Linked DNA regions of Homo sapiens: all the other regions are linked to region 4. Evidence: chromatin contacts called from ENCODE Hi-C or POLR2A ChIA-PET data. All regions are on one chromosome and are shown on one strand. The core of a region is the stretch at or near the end of the contact, and the rest is flanking DNA. Distances in the headings are between cores, read along the strand shown. Region 1 overlaps GRID2IP (Grid2 interacting protein). Region 2 holds the start of DAGLB (diacylglycerol lipase beta). Region 3 holds the start of WIPI2 (WD repeat domain, phosphoinositide interacting 2). Region 4 holds the start of RNF216 (ring finger protein 216).

Evidence for each region. Hi-C counts contacts between places; a loop is a spot of excess contacts on that map. ChIA-PET counts read pairs that join two places held with the same protein, here RNA polymerase II (POLR2A). Pooled maps may share reads with other maps.
Region 1: a loop to region 4 is called in a pooled map, with 3 times the contacts of the local background. The contact joins the enhancer-like site here to the promoter of RNF216 in region 4. A Hi-C loop is called at or near these places in 4 of 50 pooled maps. POLR2A ChIA-PET finds 5 or more read pairs at or near these places in 3 of 52 experiments (OCI-LY7, Panc1 and activated T-cell).
Region 2: a pooled map shows a loop between it and region 4 (7-fold over the local background). The contact joins the promoter of DAGLB here to the promoter of RNF216 in region 4. A Hi-C loop is called at or near these places in 7 of 50 pooled maps. POLR2A ChIA-PET finds 5 or more read pairs at or near these places in 7 of 52 experiments (A549, A673, AG04450 and 4 more).
Region 3: a pooled map shows a loop between it and region 4 (7-fold over the local background). The contact joins the promoter of WIPI2 here to the promoter of RNF216 in region 4. A Hi-C loop is called at or near these places in 6 of 50 pooled maps.

The regions. Positions count from the first base shown.
Region 1 is chr7:6,514,665-6,517,800 of GRCh38, forward strand. All of the region lies in intron 7 of GRID2IP (Grid2 interacting protein), which reads right to left. It overlaps LOC101927325 (a long non-coding RNA gene), which reads left to right. Exons shown (of 5, transcript XR_007060200.1): 5 at 1,742-2,371. Among named protein-coding and RNA genes, the nearest start is that of KDELR2, 32 kb to the left of the region's middle. Within about 2 kb of position 1,872, at least 2 of the 41 ENCODE cell types and tissues checked have a DNase peak (open chromatin) inside an H3K27ac peak, as active enhancers do.
Region 2 is chr7:6,446,133-6,449,793 of GRCh38, forward strand. DAGLB (diacylglycerol lipase beta) reads right to left here and starts at 1,822. Exons shown (of 15, transcript NM_139179.4): 1 at 1,616-1,822. The coding sequence starts at 1,710. RefSeq lists an enhancer at 2,030-2,079.
Region 3 is chr7:5,188,873-5,192,144 of GRCh38, forward strand. It overlaps WIPI2 (WD repeat domain, phosphoinositide interacting 2), which reads left to right and starts at 1,361. Exons shown (of 13, transcript NM_015610.4): 1 at 1,361-1,621. The coding sequence starts at 1,548. RefSeq lists silencers at 1,146-1,795, 1,806-1,855.
Region 4 is chr7:5,779,623-5,782,936 of GRCh38, forward strand. RNF216 (ring finger protein 216) reads right to left here and starts at 2,041. Exons shown (of 17, transcript NM_207111.4): 1 at 1,919-2,041. RefSeq lists a silencer at 1,450-1,839.

The DNA.
Region 1 (3,136 bases), core at 622-3,121, 730 kb after region 4:
GTGGGGGCCGGGCACAGTGGCTCACGCCTGTAATCCCAGCACTTTGAGAGGCCGAGGCAGGTGGATCATTTGAGGTCAGGAGTTCGAGACCAGCCCAGCCAACATGGTGAAAGGCCGTCTCTACTGAAAGTATAAAAATTAGTCAGGTGTGGTGGTGCACACCTGTAATCCCAGCTACTCGGGAGGCTGAGGCAGGAGAATTGCTTGAGCCTGGGAAGTGGAGGTTGCAGTGAGCTGAGATCGTGTCACTGCACTCCAGCCTGGGAGACAGAGTGAGACTCCAACTCAAAAAAAAAAAAAAAGAAAAGAAAAAGAGAGAGAGAGAGAAGTGGGCAGGAAGGCAGGCTCCAGGGATAGGGTAGCCAGACTCCAATCTCAGCTCTGCCACTTACCAGCTAAGTGACCTTTCTCAAGTGACTTACCCTCTCTGTGCCTCAGTTTCCTCATTTGTAAAATGGGGATAAAAATAGCATCTACCTCATAGAGCTGTTGTGAAGATTAAAACACACAGAGCAGGCCTGGCGTGGCGGCTCACGCCTGTAATCCCAGCACTGTGGGAGGCCGAGGCGGTTGGATCACCTCAGATCGGGAGTTCAAGACCAGTCTGGCCAACATAGTGAAACCCCCTCTCTACTAAAAATACAAAAATTAGCTGGGCGTGGTGGCATGTACCCTCAGTCCCAGCTACTCAGGAGGCTGAAGTAGGAGAATCGCTTAGACTGGGAGGCGGAGGTTGTAGTGAGCTGAGATTGCGCCACTGCACTCCAGCCTGGGTGACAGAGCAAGACTCTGTCTCAAAAAAACCCAAAAAACCAAAAAACATATAGAGCAGGCCAGGCATGGTGGCTCATGCCTATAATCCCAGCACTTTGGGAGGCTGAGGCAGGCGAATCATCTGAGGTCGGGAGCTCAAGATCAGCTTAGCCAACATGGTAAACCCTGTTTCTACAAAAAAATACAAAAATGTGGTAGGCATGTTGGTGTGCACCTGTAATCCCAGCTACTCAGGAGGCTGAGGCAGGAGAATCGCCTCGCCTGAGCTCGGGGAGGCGGAGGTTGCACCGAGCCAAGATTGCGCCACTACACTCCATCCTGGGCCACAGAGCGAGACTCTGTCTCAAAAAAATAAATAAATAAACAAAAATAAAAATAGGCTGGGGGTGGTGGCTCACGCCTGTAATCCTAGCACTTTGGGAGGCTGAGGTGGGTGGATCACGAGCTCAGGAGTTCGAGACCAGTCTGGCCAACGTGGTGAAACCCCCTCTCTACTAAAAATACAAAAATCAGCCAGGCGTGGTGGTGTGTGCCTGTAATCCCAGCTACTCGGGAGGCTGAGGCAGCAGAATCGCTTGAACCCGGGAGGTGGAGGTTGCAGTGAGCTGAGATCGCGCCATTGCACTCCAGCCTGGGTGACAGAGCAAGACCCCGTCTCAAAATAATAATAATAAAAAATAAATAAATAAATAAATAAAAATAAAGTAGGAGAATATCTTTTGACCTAGAAGCAGGGAAGAGCTTAAAATTTCAAAAGCCAAAACTGTGGGCGGCAAGCCACCCAGATGCCAAGGCAAGAGACCGAGGGCACAAGCTGTTCCAATATAATAAAGAAAATACATAGAATAAGAATAGTTATACTAGAAATAGATTATAGATATGTATATGAATATTATTAATAATTAGTTTGTAGCATTACTGTTTATTCCAATATTATAATAATCTTTGTCCTACAATTATAACCTAGGAGAAACCAGGCCATACAGAGATAGGAGCTGAAGGGACACGGTGAGAAGTGACCAAAAGACAAGAGTGTGAGCCCTCCGTTATGCCTGGACAGGGCCACTAGAGGGCTCCCTGGTCTACTGGTAACGCCAGTGCCTGGGAAGGCACCCGTTGCTTAGCAGACCGGGAAAGGGAGTCTCCCTTTCCTGGTGGAGTTAAAGAAGACTCTGCTCCACCACTGCTTGCCCGCCCGCAGCCACCCAGAGGCCTAACGCTGTCCCTGTGATGCTGTGCTTCAGTGGTCACGCTCCTGGTCCGCATTCATGTTCTGCCCTGTGCACTCGGCTCCACCTTCTAGATAGCAGCAGCAGAATTAGTGAAAGTACTAAAGTCTTTAAAATGCATAGAAGAAATAATTACGTAAGCTGTCCCCTCTTTCTCTCCGCCTCAGCTACCAAATAGGGAAGGGCCCCCTGTCTGGCGGACACGTGACTCACATGACCTTACCTATCATTGGAGATGACTCTCACTCCATACCCTGCCCCTTTGCCTTGTACACAATAAATAACAGCACGGCCAGGCATTCGGGGCCACTACTGGTCTCCGCGTCTTGGTGGTAGTGGTCCCCCGGGCCCAGCTGTCTTTTCTTCTATCTCTTTGTCTTGTGTCTTTCTTTCTTTTTTTTTTTTTTGAGACAGTCTGGCTCTGTCACCCAGGCTGGAGTGCAGTGGCACAATCTCGTCTCACTGCAAGCTCCGCCTCCCAGGTTCACACCATTCTCCTGCCTCAGCCTCCCGAGTAGCTGGGACTACAGGCGCCTGCCACCACGCCCGGCTATTTTTTTTTTGTATTTTTAGTAGAGACGGGGTTTCACCATGTTAGCCAGGATGGTCTCGATCTCCTGACCTCGTGATCTGCCCATCTCAGCCTCCCAAGGTGCTGGGATTACAGGCATGAGCCACCGCGCCCAGCCGTCTTGTGTCTTTATTTCTACGATCTCTCATCTCCGCACACGAAGAGAAAAACCCACAGGCCCTGTAGGGCTGGACCCTACACAAAACTATAAGACCAAAAATGTGGTGAGTTTGATTATGCAAAATCAAGGTTATCTATTCAAGGAAGCCCAACTTAGACACATTCATATTAGACACAACAGACCTAATAACAGAAGTAACAAATGGGAGAGAAATTTACAATGTTCAAAATCAAGGAGAAATCAGCATCTAAAATATACAAAGGTGTCCAGCCGTCGTGGCTCACAAGTCATCCCAGCACTTTGGCAGGCTGAGGCAGGGGGATCACCTGAGTCAGGAGTTCGAGACCAGCCTGGCCAACATGGTGAAACCCCATCTCTACTAAAAGTACAAAAATTAGCCAGGCATGGTGGTGGGCGCCTGTAATCCCAGCTACTCAGGAG
Region 2 (3,661 bases), core at 572-3,071, 670 kb after region 4:
GAAATGAAATCCAAGGAGCTGCTGTGTAGAACATGATACAAAGAAATAAAAGGGGACAGGGCGCGGTGGCTCACACCTGTAATCACAGCACTTTGGGAGGGTGAGGTGGGCGGATCACAAGGTCAGGAGATCGAGACCATCCTGATCAACATGGTGAAACCCTGTCTCTACGAAAAATACAAAAAAAAAAAAAAAAATAGCTGGGCGTAGTGGTGCGCACCTGTAGTCCCAGCTACTCGAGAGGCTGAGACAGGAGAATTGCTTGAACCTGGGACGTGGAGGTGGCAGTGAGCCGAGATCGTGTCACTGCACTCCAGCCTGGGCAACGATATGAGACTCCGTCTCAAAAAAAAAAAAAAAAAAAAAAAAAAAAAAAAAGAAATAAAAGGAGTTAATATTTTCCAAAACAAGGCAAGGTTCACTTTGGAATATAATTTTCTTTTTGTAGAGACAGGGTCTTGCTATGTTGCCCAGACTGGTCTTGAACTCCTGGCTTCAAGTGATCTTCCTGCCTTGGCCTCCCAAAGTGCTGGGATTACAGGCATGAATCACTGCACCTGGCCTGGAATATAATTGCCAACAATAAAAGATCTAGGCCCGGCACGGCGGCTCACGTCTGTAATCCTAGCACTTTGGGAGGCCAAGGCAGGAGGATCACTTGAGCACAAGAGTTGGACACTAGCCTGGGCAACACGGTGAGACTCCATCTCTACAAAAAATAGAAAAAGTTAGCTGGGCGTGGTGGCACGAGTCTGTGGTCCCAGCTACTTGGAAGAGTGAAGTGGGAAGATCGCTTGAGCCCAGGAGGTTGAGGCTGCAGTGAGTGGTGATCGCACCACTGCACTCCCGCCTGGGTAGCAGAGTGAGACCCTGTCTCAAAAAAATAAAAAGAAAAGGGGTCTCACTATGTTGCCCAGGTTGGTCTCAAACTCCTGCCCTCAAGCAATCCTCCCGTCTCAGCCTCTCAATGTGCTGAGATAACAGGCGTGAGCCATGGCGCCCAGCCAAGAATCTACTTTTGCATAACAATGATTCATTCCCTGCACAGATCCTCTGGGAACAGACTTCAGGTACCAATGCCACTTCCCACTGATTCCACACTTTGAAAGACAACAGCGTTGTATGTTGAGCCTGTCTGCTTCTCACGAAATGCAGCCACAACCGGCTCGGTATTTTTTCCTATCCTTCGTGTTGCAGATTCAAGTGCCCCGTACAAAGGGAAGGAAGGGCACAAGTGGCTGCTCCCGCCTCAAGAAAGGAGAACTCGAGGCCAAGGCTTTTGCCGGCGGTAACACCCTCGTGGCACCCCAGGGCCAGGTCTCGGCGCTGCACACAAAGGGGTGCTCGCGTCCTGCTGCGCGGACTTCGAAACCCCCTGTTTGTCCCCCGGGGTCAGCCCACACACTCTGGGGGCTTCGGTTTGTCATCCGTCAAATGGACACAGCACCACTGCCCACCTCTTCGGGCAGTGGTGAGAACTCGATAAGAGGATGCGTGGCCAGCGCTGGGACCGCGACAGTGCTTGGGAAGCCACTTCTGTCACCGTCTCAAGGGACAGCTCGCCCCCCGCTCCCTCTCCGGTGGGCTCCACCGCCCCCGTAGCCGCCGTCCTTACCACAGCACTCGCACGACCAGCTCGAAGAACCCTGGGAAGACCAAGTCGTCGCTGGCGATGGCCCAGCGCCGGCCGAAGAGTACCATCCCCGGCATGGCGAAGGTCCCGTAGCTCGCACTCAGGAGAGACCCCGCGCGCCGTTCACCGAGAACAAACCAGCACCCTCCGGACGCCGCCACCAAATTATCGGCGCTCAAGCGCAAACGCAGCGAGGGCGGGGACCTGCGCATGCTCACGCTGAGGCCGAGATCGGCGCAAGCGCACTGAGCCCTACACCGCCTCTTCCGCCGGAGCTGTCTGCGCCTGCGCAGAAACGCTGATCCGGAAGGCGCTGGCTGAGTCGATTGCAGGTCTGCCGGTCGGTGAAATCCGTTCTGGTATTTTCTTTTTCTTTTTCGTGAAGAGTGCAGTGATATCCGTTCTGGTGATATTTCCTTTTCCTTTTTTTTTTTTTTTTTTTTTTTTTTTTTTTTTTTTTTTTGGTGACGGAGTCTCGCTCTGTTCCCAGGCTGGAGTGCAGTGGGTGTGATCTCGGCTCACTGCATCCTCCGCCTCCCGGGCTCAAGCGATTCACCTGTCTCAGGCTCCGGTGTAGCTGTGATTACAGGAGCGCGCCACCACGGCTAATTTTTGTATTTTTAGTAGAGACGAAGTTTCACCATGTTGGCCAGGCTGGTCTCGAACCCCTGACCTCAAGTGATCCGCCCGCCTGGGCCTCTCAAAGTGCTAGGATTACAGGCGTGAACCACTGCGCCCGGCCCTGTTTGTCTGTTTGTTTAAGGCAGCGTATGGCTCTGTCGTTCAGGGTGGAGTGCAGTGGCGCAATCATGACTCACTGCAGCCTTGAACTCCTGAATGCCGCCTTGAATTCCTGGATTCCAGCGACTCTCCCACCTCAACCTCCTGAGTAGCTGAGACCAAAGGCACGTGCCACACTCCCGGCTAATTTATTTTTATTTATTTATTTATTTATTTATTTATTTATTTAGAGACATAGTTTTGCTCTTGTTGCCCCAGGCTGGAGTGCAATGGCGCGATCTTGGTTCACCACAACCTCCATCTCCTGGGTTCAAGCGATTCTCCTGCCTCAGCCTCCTGAGTAGCTGGGATTACAGGCATGTGTCACCATGCCCAGCTAATTTTGTATTTTTAGTAGAGATGGGGTTTCTCCATAAATTTTCCTATTTTTTGTAGAGACCGGAGTCTCACTCTGTTGCCCAGGCCGGTCTTGAACTCCTGGCCTCAAACCATCCTCCCGCCGCAGCCTCCCAAAGTGCTGGTATTACAGGCGTGAGCCACTACACCTGACCGAAATTTTCATTTTATAAGGAGGGACGCTTCAGGCCTGGAGGAATTAGCTAGCCTAGAGACCCAGGCTGTCAATGGCAGGTGTGGGACTCATATCCCGTTCTGTGAGACTTGCAAGCATGGGACAACATTGCTTCCATCTGTGCCCCTTGCTGTAAGGAGCCCGTGTTAGGAACCCCTCGAGTTCAGGGTCTGAAACCACCCTGCAGCTGGCGGGGTGGAGTCTGAGCGCTTTTCAGTACCCCCACTGCCCCACCCTGGTCTGAGCCACCTTCATCTCCTGCCTGGGCTCATCACCCCACTGTGCTTTCTCATTCTGCTGTGCCCTCTTCAGCAGCCAGGGTGACTTTGTGAACCTTCAGATAAAGCCTGCACCCTGCCTGGGACTTTGCAAGGCTGCACTTTGTGCATAAAATTACATTGCAGGCCAGGCGCGGTGCCTCACGCCTGTAATCCCAACACTTTGGGAGGCTAAGGTGGGCGAATCACGAGGTCAGGAGGAGATCGAGACCATCTTAGCCAACATGGTGAAACCTCGTCTCTACTAAAATTTAAAAAAAAAGTTAGCCAAGTGTGGTGGCACGCACCTGTAGTCCTGGCTACTTGGGAGGCTGAGGCAGGGGAATCGCTTGAACCTGGGAGGCAGAGGTTGCAGTGAGCCAAGATCGCGCCCTGCACTCTAGCCTGGCAACAGAGCAAGACTCCGTCTCAAAAAAAAAAAAAAAATTACACTCCAGC
Region 3 (3,272 bases), core at 111-2,610, 590 kb before region 4:
GCCCACCACCATACCCAGCTAACTTTTGTACTTTTAGTAGAGACGGGGTTTCACCATGTTAGCCAGGCTGGTCTGGAACTCCCGACCTCAGGTGATCCACCCGCCTCAGCCTCCCAAAGTGCTGGGATTACAGGTAAGAGCCACCACACCTGGCCTTCTATTTATATTTAAATATCTCCCCATTATAACTTCTCTGAGGGAAAGGAGGAGGCCTATTTAGTTCACATGAGAGGTGCGTCCTAAATACTGTTGAATGAATGAATAAATTTAAGGGACGATTCTGTCCCAGGAACCCAGACAGTATGGACCTTGGAGAAACAGGACGTTTCCAGTCTCAGATCTAGCACTTGGCTAATAATTATTTCTGAGCCTCGATTTTCAAATCTGTAAAATTAAGATATACTATTCTCTACTTAGGATTGTAATGGGCATCAAATAAGATAATGTGGCTGGGCACAGTGGCTCACATCTGTAATCCCAGTACTTTGGGAGGCCGAGGTGGGAGCATCACTTGAGGCCAGGAGTGCGAGACCAGCCTAGGCAACAGAGTAAGACCCCCCCCGCCCCCACCCCATCTCTACAAAAAACTTAAAAGTTAGCAGGGTGTGGTGGCATGCATTTGTGGTCCCAGCTACTTGGGAGGCTAAGGTGGGAGGATCGCTTGAGCCTGAGTTTGAGGCTGCAGTGAGCTGTGATTGAGCCTCTGCACTCCAGCCTAGGCAACAGAGCGAGACCTTGTCTTTCAAAATAATAAAATGATAAGGTAATGCGCAGAAGCATTCAGCACAGTGATTGGCACATGGAGGGCCCATTGGGGTGTTTTTGTTTTTGTTTTTGTTGTTGTTTGAGACAGAGTCTCGCTCTATGGCCCAGGCTGGATGGATTGCAGTGGCATGATCTCGGCTCACTGCAATCTCCGCCTCCTGGGTTCAAGCGATTATCTTGCCTCAGCCTCCCGAGTAGCTGGGATTACAGGCGTACACCACCAAGCCCGGCTAATTTTTCTTGTATTTTTAGTAGAGACGGGGTTTCACCATGTTGGCCAGGCTGGTCTCGAACTTCTGATCTTAGGTGATCCGCCCGCCTTGGCCTCCCAAAATGCTGGGATTACAGGCCACCGTGCCTGGCCATTGAGTGTTATTAAGAGGAGGGTACGCAGAAAACAGACTCCCGCCAGCTCTGCCCCATGCGCATGAGCGGCCGCCGCTCGCCCTCAGCCAGGCCCAGCGCGCCCCGACGCGTCCCCACGCCTGCGTGATCCACCGGAACCCAAGCCCAGGCAGGCGGTGAGAGGGCGGGGCCTCCGCAGTGCGACTGCGCCGCTCGAGGCCGTGCGTCGCGGGGGCGGGGCCGCGCAGGCGTACCGGGTGCCCCGGCTCTGGAGCATAAACAAGAGCGGGGACGGGATGAGGCGGCGGTTGATCCCAGGGTGGCGAGTGGCGGCGACCGAGGCGGCGAGCGGGGCCCGGCGCCGACCCTGAGTGCAGCCTGACCCGCCCTCGCGCGCGCGCCCTCCCCGGCCGGGCCCACTCGCCGCGCGCCCAGCCATGAACCTGGCGAGCCAGAGCGGGGAGGCCGGCGCCGGCCAGCTGCTCTTCGCCAACTTCAACCAGGACAACACGTAAGGCCGGGGTCGGGGGTCGGAGTCGGGGTGAGGCCAGGGTCGGACCCGGGCTAGGGGGAGGGCCTCGCTGCCAAGCTCGGCGGCGTCGCAGGCTCGGCCTCCCCGCGGGCCAAGGCGCGCAGAGGCGTCCCCAGGGGCGGGCCCGGGGCGTGCAGGGAGGGGCGCCCTCCAGGGAGACCCTCGGGTGCTGGCCTGGAGCTGCGGTCCCGGAGCGGGAGAGGTGGTGGAGAGGGGGCTGCTTTCACCCTCTTGCGGGGAGGCCCCCTGGCTTCAGACTTAACTACTTCTCGCAAAGTTGGGGCCGAACTTTGGGGCTTGACTTGTCTTGGCCGCCTGTGGAGCGCTGGGTGTGGGTCGCTTCCTCTCCTCTCGTCTCCTCTTCCCGCTGCTTGCTCAGCGTCTCCCACTCACTCTCCTTTGAATCAGGCCCTTCTCCTTGTCTTTTCATCGTCTTAAGACCCTTCTCTCTCTCTTGATTTTCTTTTCTTCGTTTCTCACTGTTTTTTTGTTTGTTTTTGTTTTTTGGGGTTTGTTTTGTTTTGAGACAGAGTCTTGCTCTGTTGCCCAGGCTGGAGTGCAGTGGTGCCATCTCAGCTCACTGCAACCTCCGCCTCCTGGGTTCAAGCGATTCTCCTGCCTCAGCCTCCCGAGTAGCTGAGACTACAGGCACGCGCCACTGTGCCCAGCTAACTTTTTTGTATTTGTAGTAGAGACAGGGTTTCACCATGTTGGTCAGGCTGGTCTCAAATTCCTGACCTCAAGTGATCCGCCCACCTCAGCCTCCCAAAGTGCTGGGATTACAGGTGTGAGCCACCGTGCGCGGCCCTCCCTGTTCTTTTTGGGACATCAACTTTGATGTCTTCTCCAGCAAGTAACAAACTTAGCAATAACCTTGGCATCTGACCTAGCTAGGGAGAAACTGAGCCAAGAGAGGCGTTACGGACCAGTGCCCCAGGAGTCTCAGAGCTCCAGCGGGTGGGTCATCCTCAGGGCAAGAGAAGGCCTTAATGCCAGCCCGTGCATTCGGAACGCTGTTTGTCCCCACTGATACGGGTTGGATGCTGCCTGGGAGGAGGACTTGTGGGGATGGTTAATAGATGAGCGAGCTTTCTGGAGAGAGAAGGGTGAGTTATGGGGTTGGCAGGGAGGAGAGCCATCTTGGAAGTGAGTAAGAGGAAGTGAGGAAAGAGAAGGAGTGGGGCATTTGGCATCTTACTAAGTCATTGGTTGAGTTGTTACTGGCTGAGTGGAATTAACATAGCAGAAGGTAAGATTCTTTAGGAAATTAAAAGTGAATTGTAGAATGGACAACACTCAGTGGGTGGTGTACAGCAGGCACTCAATAGCACCTCCCCAAAGCTGTGAAGACAGTCGCACAGTGGGACTGTATTGAGAGTCGGAAGGGGCAAATCACCTCATCCAACTACAGATGAGGAAATCCTTCCGAAAGGCTCCAAGCTGGTCTGGGTTTTGGAATTGGTTAATAGTGGAGCGGGGGCAGGAGTGGAATCTCGCCTCCTGAGCTCTCTTCCAATGTTCTTTCTGCTCTGCCATGCTGTTTTTTTTTCTGTTTACAGAGTAGAATTCTGAAGACAGTGAATTTAGAAATAATAGCATAACAACGTGTAAAGATGAAAACTCCCAAGTA
Region 4 (3,314 bases), core at 791-3,290:
AGGAGTTGGGCAGCACAGCTAGACTCCGTCTCTTAAAAAAAAAAAAAAAAAAAAAAGTTAGCCGAGCGTGGTGGTGCGCGCCTGTAATTCCAGCTACTCGGGAGGCTGAGGCAGGAGAATTACTTGAAGCTGGCAGGCGGAGGGTGCAGTGGGCAGAGATGGCACCACTGCACTTTAGCCTGGGAAATACAGCCAGACTCCGCCTCAAAAAAAAAAAAAAAATGCTCAATGAATGGGCTGGGGTGGGTGGGGCAGAGAGGAGCTGACGGGACATACTACATCTAAAACGCCACTGTTTCCGAGGGACGCGGATATGCTCTGGTCCCCCACCTACATCCCATTCAGTAAACAAAGGTACCCACCGAAACATACAGCAGCACAAACCCATTTTTATAAGACCCTGTGCCTGACTATTGCAGGAAGATGGAGGACAAACAACAGCTGGAGAATAGATGAGCTGATGTTTGGCTCCTAACCTCTAAAACAATGCCAACCCAGCCCCTTCCAGGAGTAACAGCTTGAAAACAATACATGGCATTTAGATAGTTTTTAGCATTCCTGGCAATTCCGTTACTAATTCATGGGTCTTCCTCACAAGGGAAGAAACCCCATTTTTGAGGCACAGGCCCACCAGGGCAAAATGACCTGGCCAGGCTGGAGCCAGGTGCATGTGAGGGCCACTGTGAGGCCCTCTGCTCTGCTCACCCTCTACGTCACAGTGCTTCTTCTGTAGGTGAACGTGTGGGTTTTCAGCCAGGGCGCTTCTTACTGAAGGGCCCGAGGGTCCCGGAGAACATATCTGAAACGTCTTTTGAAAAGACTGTAGCACTTTGGGAGGCCGAGGCGGAGGGATCACCTGAGGTCAGACGTTAGAGACCAGCCTGGCCAACACGGAGAAATCCCGTCTCTACTAAAAATACAAAAATTAGCTGGACGTGGTGGCAAATGCCTGTAATCCCAGCTGAGGCAATCCCTGTGAGGCTGAGGCAGGAAAATCGCTTGAATCCGGGAGGCAGAGCTTGCAGTGAGCCGGGATCGCGCCACTGCACTCCAGCCTGGGCAACAGAGCAAGACTCCGTCTCAAAGAAAAGGAGAAAAAAAAAAAAGTAAAAGAAAAAAGAACGTTCTCTTTGCACGATCTAAGTACCTAGGACAGCTGCTACCCAGGCCCTTAGGGATTTACAGAGCCCTGTCGGATTTGTCAGAAATTTCTGTAACCCGCACGCCGCGCACGCTCCAGGGTTGGTTGCAAGTGGCCCAGAGTCTTGGATCCCTGGTCCTGTTCCACCGGGAGCAGAACCACCTCGACGCGGGGACAGCGGCCTCGCTCGCTGCCCAGCGCCCGGACACCCGAGCCGGGCCAGCCCCCAGCGCCCCGCAGAAGGGTTTGACGCACTTGCGGCGCCCTCGCGAGTGCCGGGTGACAGTCGCCAACTTTCGCGGAACACGCGCTCCAGATGTGAGGGAAGAGGAGGAAAAACGCCGCCCGCCTGGGCTGGGGTTCACAGGCACGGCCCGCCTCCCGCCGCTCCTCCAGGCCGCGCTCGGGTGCACGGACACCGCCTCCGCGGCGGCCTCGGGCCCGGGGGAGGGAAGCGCGGTCTCCCGGGCTGTTGCCCTCGCGCAGCAGACCCGAGGGGCCGGCCCGCGAAACTTCGCGAAGTGGCGAGAGGGGGCCACCCGGCCGCTCAGCGCCTTTGTCGCTCCAGCCTCGCCACCGCACCGGGCTCGAGACGCCCAGCCCAGCCCCTTGGCCCGATCCCGCCCGGGCCTCGGCCCGCGCCCCTCAGCTCGGCGGCCCTCACGGCCCGCGCCCCCGCCCCCACCCCCGGAGCTCCACAGAGGCGCCCCTCAGAGAGGCCGCGTCGCCTCACAGACCCGCCCAGGAGCTCGAGCGCGCCCCGCAGCCGACACTCACTCGTCACTCAAGTCGCCGGCTAGCCAGGCAGGTTCGGCGGCCTTCGCTACCGCGCCGCTTACTCCTCAGAAGCCGCAGCTGCGAGCTCCGTGGCAGCCGCTGCACTCCTTCCGGCCCTGCCGCGGCGTCACCTCGCGCCTGCGCACAGCGCCCCCTCCCGACTAAGGACAGGAAGAACCATAGAGGCACTCCGGGTACTGCGGAGGAGGGACCGGGGGGCTCACCATAGAGAGGGCCGCCTAGTCGCGCCTGCATCCGGGCTCTCCGCCTGCGGAGACTTGACTCCCCCACGAGGCAGGAGGGTGAAAGGAAAGGAGACCCCCATATCCGACCCCACAAGGAGCCACCATCTCCCCAGAGCTGAAAAGGGTATGGGGCAGGTGGTTGTGGATGTTTACTCGATATCTACTGATTTGCCCTAATTCGTTTGGCAAGTCATTCATTCATTCTGCAAATATATTCTGCGGATTTCCTGTGGGCCACACACTGTTCTAGGAATTGGGGAAATTAAGAGTAAAGTGGGTCCCATGGCTGGGCACAGTGGCTCACGCCTGTAATCCCAGCACTTTGGGAGGCCAAGGCGGGTGGATCACTTGAGGTCAGACGTTGGAGACCAGCCTGGCCAACATGGTGAAACCCGTCTCTACCAAAAATAAAAAAATTAGCCAGGCATGGTGGCGGATGCCTGTAATCCCAGCTACTCAGGAGGCTGAGGCGGGAAAATCACTTGAACCTGGGAGGCGGAGGTTGTAGTGAGCCAACATGGCGCCCCTGCACTCCAGCCTGGGCAACAGAGCAACCCTCCATCTCGAAAAAAAAAAAAAGTAAAATGTGTTCCTGGCCTCAGGAAGTTTAGGTTTTAGTGAGCAAGTGAATAACTGACTAAAATACTGCTCCTGCTGGGCACAGTGGCTCATGTCCATAATCCCCGCGCTTTGGAAGGCCAAGGCAGGAGGATCGCTTGAGGCCAGGAGTTCAAGACCAGCCTTAGCAAAATAGCAAGACCCCAACTCTTAAAATAATTGCTGGCCAGGCGTGGTGGTTCACGCCTGTAATCCCAGCACATTGGGAGGCCGAGGCAGGCAGATCACTTGAGGTCAGGAGTTCGAGACCAGCCTGGCCACCATGGTGAAACCCCGTCTCTACTAAAAATACAAAAATTAGCTGGGCATGGTGGTGCGTGCCTGTAATCCGAGCTACTCGGGAGGCCGAGGCACAAGAATTGCTTGAACCGAGGAGGGGGAGGTTGTAGTGCAGTGATTATGCCACTGCACTTCAGCCTGGGTAACAGAGTGAGACTGTGTCTCAAAAAAAAAAAAATTGCCAAGTACACCTTCAAGTAGAGATATCAAGTCAGTAATTAGATAAATGAGTCTGGGCTGGGCATAGTGGCTTA